Regions from separate parts of the Homo sapiens genome. Here region 2 is linked to region 1. The links are chromatin loops, found by intact Hi-C in ENCODE. Cell type or tissue: transverse colon. All regions are shown on one strand. Region 1 overlaps ARHGAP26 (Rho GTPase activating protein 26). Region 2 overlaps NR3C1 (nuclear receptor subfamily 3 group C member 1).

Region 1 (5,000 bases):
TAAATGGGGTTATATGGGTGAGGCCCTGATATGATAGGATTAGTGTCCTTATAAAAAGAGACAACCGAGAGCAGGCTCTCTCTCTCTCTCTGCACACATGCACAAAGAAGAGGTCATGTGAGTGTAGAGCCGGAAGGCAAGCCAGGAGGAGAGCCTGCAGCAGGACCTGACCTTGCTGGCACCCTCATCTTGTCTTCCAGCCTCCAGAACTGTGAGAAAATAAAGTTCTTTTTCTTATGGCAGCTCAAGCTGACTAATACAAATAACAAACACTTATTTCAGGTCTTTTGTGTGCCTGGCACAGGACATCTAGGGAAGCGTGGCCCCCTGATGTTATGCAGTTTAGGTAAGTCCCTCTGTCCTTGCCCTGATGTCTTGCAGCTTTTGGTCAAAATGTAAGAGCAAGACACTGTGTTGGGCATTGAGTTTACAAAGATCATGAAGAGCTTATATCTTAGAAGGAAAGAAAGAGAAATGATTCAGTGGGAGTTGAATCTGCTCAGATGCTTAAGACACGGGTATAGCTGAAATGATGAGCTAGGCAAGCAATGTAAGGAATAGATTATAATATTAATTATCTTTCAGCTCAACACAGTTCAGTTTTTTTCTAGTTTTTTACTTAAAAATTTTTTTTGATTATAAAAGAAGTGAAAACTACCTGTATCTGTAGAATATTTGAAAAGTATAATATGGAAAATTTGTAAAGCAGTAGGATGAAATACACTCATAATCTTACCACAGAGAACTTTTATTTCTTTTTTTTTGTTTTTGAGGTGGAGTTTCACTTTTGTTGCCCAGGCTGGAATGCAATGGCATGATCTCTGCTCACTGCAGTTTGCCTCCCAGGTTCAAGCAATTTTCCTGCCTCAGCCTCCCGAGTAGCTGGGACTACAGGCACCCACCACCACACCCGGCTAATTTTTTTTTTTTTTTTTTTTAGTAGAGATGGCATTTCACCATGTTGACCAGGCTGGTCTCAAACTCCTGGCCTCAGGTGATCTGCCTGCCTCAGCCTCCCAAAGTGCTAGGATTACAGGCATGAGCCACTGTGCCTGGCCCTTTTATTCCTTTTTTAAAAAATATTTTTTAAAAAACATGTTCATGTACTTTTAAATGTGTACTGTTTCTGTTTTATGGATATAAGATAATTTTCTTACCTCTTAACTTTAAACATTTAGAGTGTTTCCTTTTTAAGTTTTTTTTAAACTATTTTAAAGAATATGATGGACATTTTTGTATGTACTTTTTTCCCCCATTTAATTTCCTTCAAACAGACTCCTTGAAGTGGAATTACTTGGTCAAAGGGCACAAGCATTTTTAAGGGCTTTGGGGACATCCTACCTACCGCTGATATTTGCGCTCTTTCTGTGTGAGCAAGGGTCATGTTTGGCTTTGGCATTAGGGGCGGAGGCCTGGGGACAGTGAGAGGAGAATGAGATGTGGCCACTACCCCTACAGAGTCTGTGTAATCTACCAAGAGAGGCATACCCAGAAGTGTGGGAGCTGTGAGGACCTTTTACTTTGTAAGTAATTTACCTCGTCTTTCTGAAACAACACAAAAATTTCAAACTACCACTTGGAAATATCTTGACCTTGGCGTTGGTAAATTTTCTGGGATTTCGGGGCCATCTTTAGACTCATAAGTGGGACAGTCATGCTTTTGGCAAGAAAGAAACATACTCATATTTAATAAGCCATGTTCAGTTTTAAACTAGATTTGTGTATGTTATATCGGGGTGCTTCTTGAGGAAATTTTGATTAGTGGACAAAAAATTATGAGCATGATAATTTATTTCCTTAGCCACATACCCCTATTTCTCAAAGAGATTTGCCAAGAAAGGCTTATTTTAAACTATTTAAATGTAAGCTTAGCATGTATCCAGAAAAGTACACAGCTCAGAAATGCAGAGCTTGATAAATTATCACACAGTGAATACACTTATGTAATGGCAACCCAGGCCAAGCAATAAAAATGATTAGCATCCTGGAAAGCTCCATCTCATCTCTAGCCTTTCCCTCTTCTCCTAGAGCAACCATTCTTCCTGAGTTCCAGCAACTTGGATTTTGCCTCCTGTTGAGTTTAAGAAAAGTTTTTAATCATTTTGGAAACTTATTTTAAAAATTAAATTCAAAAGCCCTAGCTAATCTACCTGTATCCTTTATCTATTATGGTATAACAAATCTTCCCAAGCCTTTGAGACCAAAGATGACAATAGTGTTTATTTCTTGTGACTCAGTGGATTGACTGGGTGGTTCTGTTGTCCTCTTCTGGGCTCACTTGTGCAGCTACATTCAGGGCGGGGACCACAGGGCCCCTCCCCATGTAGTCTTTCATCCTGGGCATCTACATGCTCTGGCAGCTTCAGGGCAGCTTTCCAAAAGGACAAAGGTGGAAGCTCCGGGCCTCTTGAGGCCTAGGCTTTGGAATTTGCATGGCCTCACTTCTGCCACATTCTGTTGGCCAAAACAAGTCACAAGGGATCCAACTGTATCACAGAATCCAGAGAGTGGAGAAACTGCCTCCAACTCTGAATGGGAGGAATGGCAAAGTCACGTTGCAAAGGAACATGCATTAAAGGTGCGTGGCCATTAGCAATCTACCATATCACCCAAAGAGTGCTATGATCCTGTGTAGACCAAGTTTATTGTTAATACAGAGCTCTATAATACTGAGACTCTGTTCCACCTGGTTCACGTGTGAACACTGTCAGTTGACAGAGCCAGGATGCCTGGGGCTAGTAGGGGATGTATTGTCTCCATCTGATAGAAGAGGATTAGATCAGAAATAGGAGAGCTTTTAAGGATTGCTTTTCTTTGGTAAATCAAGTTTGATCTGTACTAAATCATTTTCTTTTTCTTGATGTTTCTTTCATTGTTTGAAATAGCCTCTGTTTATCTCATGAAGTGATTTGAAGTTAATGCTTTAACAACATGAAAACATTTCTGGACTTGGAATGGCTGTTCTTCAAAGCACATTTGTACCTTAACCCATCAGAGATAGAATTTATGGTATAGAGATGTCTTCTTTTTCTTCTGGTTCTAGATACCCCGTGTAAGAGAGTATTCAGGTGGCCCCATTCATTTAACTCCTGGGTCTTGCAATCTTTATCAAAGTGAAATAGTCAAGGTAATATCAAGTCTATTTGATACAAGAAGAGTCTCTGATTCATCAAAAACATCCAACTGACATATTACCCAGATAGATGCTTATAGGGTGGTTAAGTCTCACAATTTCTTTGACTTGTCTTTTACCCAGGTGTCTTTTCAAAATGGAGGGAAATGGTGTTTTGGATTTGATTTGGTGATTTCGTGATTTGGTAATGATAATAGCAAGGAGTGGATCCTTTTTATTGAGCATTTTCTATGTTCATGGAGTTCCCTGAGCTTAGTACTTTTCACACATTGTCTCACAGGGTTTGTGGGGAATGAAATTAGGTAACCCATGGTTAGCACATGATACATAATAAAAACCCAATAGTGGTTAGCCACCAACACCAAGAGATGGATAATAATAATTTTCATTTAATTTAGCTCTTACAGTGATCTCAATTAGATTCTATTTGTGTTATTAACTTGTACAATCAAATCATCACAAAACCCTCTAAGATTAGTTTTAGTATTACACCCATTTTATATATTAGGAAATTCAGGTACGCAGAGTTGAAGCAATTCACAGAGTTAGTAAATGGCAGAGCCAGGATTTAAACCCAGGCCAGGGCATCTGAATCCAGGGCATTGGTACCCTTTCTTGGTTCTTGGGAATGGAATCTTCACGTACATTGACTTGGTGTCTGGATTCTTGGAGAGCAAAAGTAAGATATCATCAACCCACTTCCCTCCTCTAATGTTTAATTCTGGGTCCAGGCATCCTGGGCAGGGGCTCTGAACTGGTGATGCCAAGTTGCTGCTTCACTCAGTTAATGATCTCTCTGGGGTTTTGGCTTTTCACTTAATCTGTGGTTCATTCTTCCCCTCTGAAGAGAGGAGCTGGCTTCCTTAAAGCCTGACAGCTTTTTTCCCCGGTGATGAACCAGTCATATAAATCATTTACAACTTACTCTTTAAAGAGATGTTCCTTTTTCCCAATGCCAGAATTCAAGATACTCTGTAAGGCAGGAGCTCAAAGCCCTTTACCTGGGCTAATTAGACCACCTATGCTAATTAGACCACCTCTTCTCATTTCTCTGTTTGAGGCTTCAAGTAAGAAGAAGTCTCCCATGCACTCAGTCTGAAGTAATTTCCATAGTTTTCCTTGGCATCACTGAGTATTTTGAGACATCTCGAGGCCTGTGTTTTCACAGAAGTTGTCTCCGGGTTACTTAGAAGAGTAAGGATTGGAATAGAATTGCAGGGTACCCCAGTTTTAGTCTCCCCATGGAGTAGTTCAAAGGAGTTTGAAATTGCAAATATAAATAAGACTTTATGGTTCATGTTGTTATTGCCACCCTTCCCAATTTAGAAAACCTTTGGATCAGATACCATACTAGGCATTTTACAGGTATTATTTCATGTATTCTTTAAAACAGTTTTATGAGATTGGTATTATCGTACCTACTTTCCAGACATGGAAACTGAAGGACAATTATGTAACTTGCCTCAGGTCAGGTAGGGAGGAAGTAGCCCAGGTGGTACTGAGATCAGAGCTCAGGTTTTTCATATTTCAAATCCTGTTTTTTCCTGGGTGACTTACCCCATTGATGTGTCCTTCAGGCACCCTTTAAATCTCTCGCAGAACGCATTTGGAAACCAAAACGGTTTTTGTCTAAAATTCATTATCTGGAACTTCTGTAGTCAGTACTCTTTCTTCACCTTATCCTCTTTCCATTTTTTCCTCTGAGTTCTTGGGATGAAGTAATGAAGTTTGGAGGCAAGAAGGCCTGGGATTAGGTTCCTTTTAAGTTACTTGGCAAGAGAAAACAAAAGGGTAGACGTCATGAGAAAGTTTCCCATTGTATCTCTAAGCTCAGTGGAGGATACTCTATTGGAAAGTTCTGTTCTTC
Region 2 (5,000 bases), 490 kb after region 1:
AAAACCTATACATTAATAGATCAAGAGAATGTTCAGTAAAGGATTTTTCAGACCTCTAAGACACCAGTGGCCTACTACTCAGTGTCTCTGGGCTTGGTTTCCCTGTCTGTAAAACGAAGGTCTTGATTTAATTAACTCCAAATAAGCTGGCCATATCTTGCAAGATGGGTTTGGGGATGGAAAAGTGGAGAGGAAAACACTTGGATCTGTAAAGGGTTTCTTAGGTCCTGTGTATTTATTTGTAGAGAGAATATAATCATGTTATCTATGCTACTTAAAGTCTAATCTGTCTCACAGAAATAATGTATTTCTTTCTCATTGGAAGAATTAATCCAGTTTGGTCACTGTGTTTGGGTAACTTACTTCCTAACAGCTGTATCCTTCTTTGCTCTTCAAACCAAGTGTCAAAGATGGAGAAAAACAGAATAAGTCTTGAGACCCCAAGCACTCCCTTCTCAGGCTGTGTGTTATCAGTTCTGTTTGCTCAGGCTTGCATTAGGGGATGCGAGTTTTAAGCAGAAGCAATAATAGTACATTGAATGGTAAACAGAATACCAAGAACCAGTATGGTAAGAAGAAAGACTAAAAACTTTTTGATCGCATAGTTATTTCTAGAATGAAGACCGGATTTTGTTCCCACCTTATGGTTCCTCACACATAAGAGCATACAAGGATAATAGATGGTTCATAATTCAGAATTAGGAACATGATGTCTTCAGAGAAGGCAAGAACATGTTGGAGACAATAGTGCAGTTATTGACTTTTTCCAACAAGGTATCTCGAGCATCTTTGAAATGCCATTTGTGTTCACCTCAAATACAACAGTAACTTATTTCTAAATATTTTATTCGATTCTTAAAGAGAGATTTGAATTTCTCTCACTATATTTAGTAACCCAGACTTACATGCAGAGATTTTGCCAATTCTAACCCATCTTCCACATCCTATTTATTACTCCCTGTAACACTATGTCAGGACCTATTCCTTCCCATCCACTCTGACCGCTGCCATTCTAATGCATGCCTTCTCTCACCTCTTGCTTTAACCACTGCAATGGTTGATACTAAGTAGTCCTTCTGGCACTGGCTTCTCTTTCCATTCTATCCCCCACACACTGCTAAAACTCTTTTCTCAACATGATTAAAAATCTGAAGGGCTCCTCCACTGTTTATAGTACAAGCTCAGTATGGTCCATAATTTGGTCTTTTTATTTTTCCAGTCATATGTCTTATCACTCCCCTACATAATCCATGTAGTTTCTTTATCACTACAGGGATCCTGGATTCTACAAATATTTATCAAGTACCTATGATAGGAGTAGCTTTTGCTAAGATCTGTTTTCCCTGCCTGAAGTGTCCACCATGGTATTCCTGATCCATGACAGCTTCTAGACTTCCTAAAACACTGCCATATAGCACTTTGCACAGATGATCCTATGTTACCTTTTGATGTATATGTATCCTGTTTCTATCAATAATCTCTTTTAGGTAGGGCCCATGTCTTGGGTCTCTCCATATCGCCAGCATCTTGTACAAAGTTCAGTATATGTTCACTTATTTTTCTTATTTATACTTTCTATCTTTATCTGTTTTGCAAAAGAACTCTGAGACAGCTAACATGGTAAATATTTATGAGATTATAATCAGAATACAGGTATAACCTCACCATTACTTGGCACTATTATGCAAGCTCTTTCTTTGTATAGATTATCTCATTTAATCCTCTCCACAGACCTAAGAGGTGGGTACTATTTTCAGCATTTACAGATGAAGAAACAAGATTTAGAAAAGTTGAGTTGCCTAAAGTGATCTAAGTAACTAGTAAAGTCAGGGTTCAAACCCAGGTCTTTCTGACACCAACATCAGTGTTCTTAAGCAATCTTCTTCATTTTCCACTATGATAAAGTGTCAGAACTGAGAAGCTGAGGTATATCCAGGCCTTCAACTTGAGAAATAACACTTTCTACTTTGTAGGCTGAAGTTTGATGTCTTGATGACATAATGCAAAAAAGGTGGCAATTTTTTTTCTGTGCCTGCCTCCAATCATGACCTGCAAATGAAGATTTTTGCCCAAATAGGGATTGCCAGACTAGGTCAAATAGGTAAAAACATTTGTCTTAAAACTGTGTGACGATCTGTGTCATTTGACCAAATTTTCAAATGTTCCTCAAACTAACAGATATCTCATATTGCATAATTAGCAGTTCCTAAATCCTAAAAAGACATTTATAAAAACAAATGGAAATGCAGAACAGTTGTGTCTATATTCATATCAATATAAAGGAAGGAAAAGGAACCCTCAGAACCAATCTCAACCTGATTTAAAGCCACATTACCCCTTTCCTTCCCTCAAAGGCAAAGGCTTAATTCTTTAATTCTTAGATTCTCACATTAACTTGAGAACTTTTTGGTTTCTCTGTCATGCCAGTATACTAGACAAGTTTCTTTTGCTATCTGGATTTCCCTCAGGTTTTGATGCTGCTGCTCTCACTTCACACTCAGGTCCCTACATATCCACTGAAACAATTTAAAGGAATAATCTTAGGTACAGGACTCCCCACTTATCTGTGGTTTCACTTTTGACAGTTTCAGGTACCTGCAGTCAACCACAGTTTGAAAACATTAAGTGGAAAATTCCAGAAATAATTAATAAGTTTTAAATTCTGTGCAATTCTGAGTAATGAAATCTTATGCCCTGGAACGTGAATCATCCCTTTGTCCAGCATATCCACACTGGAGACGCTCCCTGCCGGTTAGTCCCTTACTAGCCATCTGTATTAGTTGTTTTCACACTGCTGATAAAGATATACCTAAAACTGGGAAGAAAAAGAGGTTTAATTGGACTTACAGTTCCACATGGCTGGGGAAGCCTCAGAATCATGGCAGGAGGTGAAAGGTACTTCTTACATGGTGGTGGCAAGAGAAAAATGAGGAAGAGGCAAAAGTTTTGGAAACCCCTGATAAACCCATGAGATCTCGTCAGTCTTATTCACTATCATGAGAATAGCACAGGAAAGACCAGCCCCCATGATTCAATTACTGCACCCCCACCCCCGGGTCCCTCCCACAACACATGGGAATTCTGGGACATACAATTCAAGTTGAGATTAGGGTGGGGACACAGCCAAACCATATCATTCCACCCCTGGCCCCTCCAAATCTCATGTCCTCACATTTCAAAACCAATCATGCCTTCCCAATAGTCCCCCAAAGTCTTAGCTTATTTCAGTATTAACCCAGAAGTCCACAGTCCAAAGTCTCATCTGAGACAAGGCTAGTAAGTCTCTTCTGCCTATGAGCCTATAAAATCAAAAGCAAGCTAGTTACTTCCAGATACAAGGGCCGGAGGGATGGGGGGCAGGGGGTAGGGGGGTGTCACAGGTTAAATACAGCTGTTCCAAATGGGAGAAATTGGCCAAAACAAAGGGGTTACGGGGCCCATGCAAGTCTGAAATCCAGTGAGTTAGTCAAATTTTAAAGCCCCAAAATGATCTCCTTTGACTCCAGGTCTCATATCCAGGTCATGCTGATGCAAAAGATGGATTCCCATGGTCTTGGGCAGCTCCGCCCCTGTGACTTTGCAGCCTACCTCCCGGCTGCTTTCACAGGCTGGCATTGAGTGTCTGTGGCTTTTCCAGGTACATGGTGCAAGTTGTTGGTGGATCTACCATTCTGGGGTCTGGAGGATGACGGCTCTCTTCCCACAGCTCCACTGGGCAGTGCCCCAGTAGGGATTCTGTGTGAGGGCTCCAATCCCACATTTCCCTTCTGCACTGCCCTAGCAAAGGTTCTCCATGACAGCCCTGCCCTGCAGTAATACTTCTGCCTGGGCATCTAGGTGTTTCCATACGTCTTCTAAAATCTAGGCAGAGGTTCCCAAACCTCAATTCTTGACTTCTGTGTACCCACAGGCTCAGCACCATGTGGAAGCTGCCAAGGCTTGGGGCCTCCACCCTCTGAAGTCACAGCCTGAGCTCTATATTGGCTCCTTTCAGCCACAGCTGGAGCAGCTGGGACACAGGGCACAAAGTCCCTAGCCTACACATAGCATGAGGACCGTGGGCCTGGCCCACGAAACCACTTTTTCCTCCTGGGTCTCTGGGCCTGTGATGGGAAGGGCTGCTGTGAAGGTCTCTGACATGGCCATGGAGACATTTTCCCCATGGTCTTGGGGATTAACATTAGGCTCCTTGCTACTTATGCAAATATCTGCAGCCAGCTTTAATTTCTTCTCAAAAAATGGGTTTCTCTTTTCAACTGCATTGTCAGGCTGCAAATTTTCTGAAGTTTTATGCTGTTTCCCTTTTAAAACAGAATGCTTTTAACAGCACCGAAGTCACCTTTTGAGTGCTTTGCTGCTTAGAAATTTCTTCCACCAGATACCCTAAATCATCTCTCTCAAGTTCAAAGTTCCACAAATCTCTAGGGCAGAGGCAAAATGCTGCCAGTCTTTTTGCTAAAACATAACATAGTAACCTTTGCTCCAGTTCCCAAAAAGTTCCTAATATCCATCTGAGACCACCTCAGCCTGGATCTTATTGTTCATATCACTATCAGCATGTTGGTCAAAGCCATTCAACATGTCTCTAGGAGGTTCCTAACTTTCCCACATTTTCCCGTCTTCTTCTGAGTCCTCCAAAGTTCCAAAGTCGCTTCCACATTTTTGGGTATCTTTTCAGCAACACCCACTCTACTGGTACCAATTTACTGTATTAGTCCATTTTCATGCTTGTGATAAAGACACACCCAAAACTGGGAACAAAAAGAGGTTTAATTGGACTTAGAGTTCCACAGGGCTGGGGAGGCCTCAGAATCATGGCGGGAGGCAAAAGGTACTTCTTACATGGTGGTGGCAAAAGAAAAATGAGGAAGAGGCAAAAGGGGAAACCCCTGATAAACCCATCAGATCATGTGAGACTTATTAACTATCACGAGAATAGCAAGGGAAAGACCAGACCCTGTGATTCAATTAGCTCCCCCTGGGTCCCTCCCACAACACAT

Evidence for each region. Peaks named below come from ENCODE experiments on the same cell type or tissue, not always from the same donor. Only the 100,000 strongest peaks of a DNase experiment are listed, where the experiment ranks them.
Region 2: it touches region 1 in a loop (11-fold over the local background); 1 of 110 quality-filtered maps calls a loop at or near these places.

Annotation. Positions count from the first base shown.
Region 1 is chr5:142,832,303-142,837,302 of GRCh38, forward strand. The region is part of intron 1 of ARHGAP26 (Rho GTPase activating protein 26); the gene reads left to right. Among named protein-coding and RNA genes, the nearest start is that of ARHGAP26-AS1, 34 kb to the right of the region's middle. In transverse colon, no CTCF peak of the experiment used is centred here; DNase peaks (open chromatin) are centred at 1,399 and 2,359; H3K27ac peaks cover 2,706 bases.
Region 2 is chr5:143,320,429-143,325,428 of GRCh38, forward strand. All of the region lies in intron 2 of NR3C1 (nuclear receptor subfamily 3 group C member 1), which reads right to left. It also overlaps the pseudogene RPL7P21. Among named protein-coding and RNA genes, the nearest start is that of NR3C1, 81 kb to the right of the region's middle. In transverse colon, no CTCF peak of the experiment used is centred here; no DNase peak of the experiment used is centred here.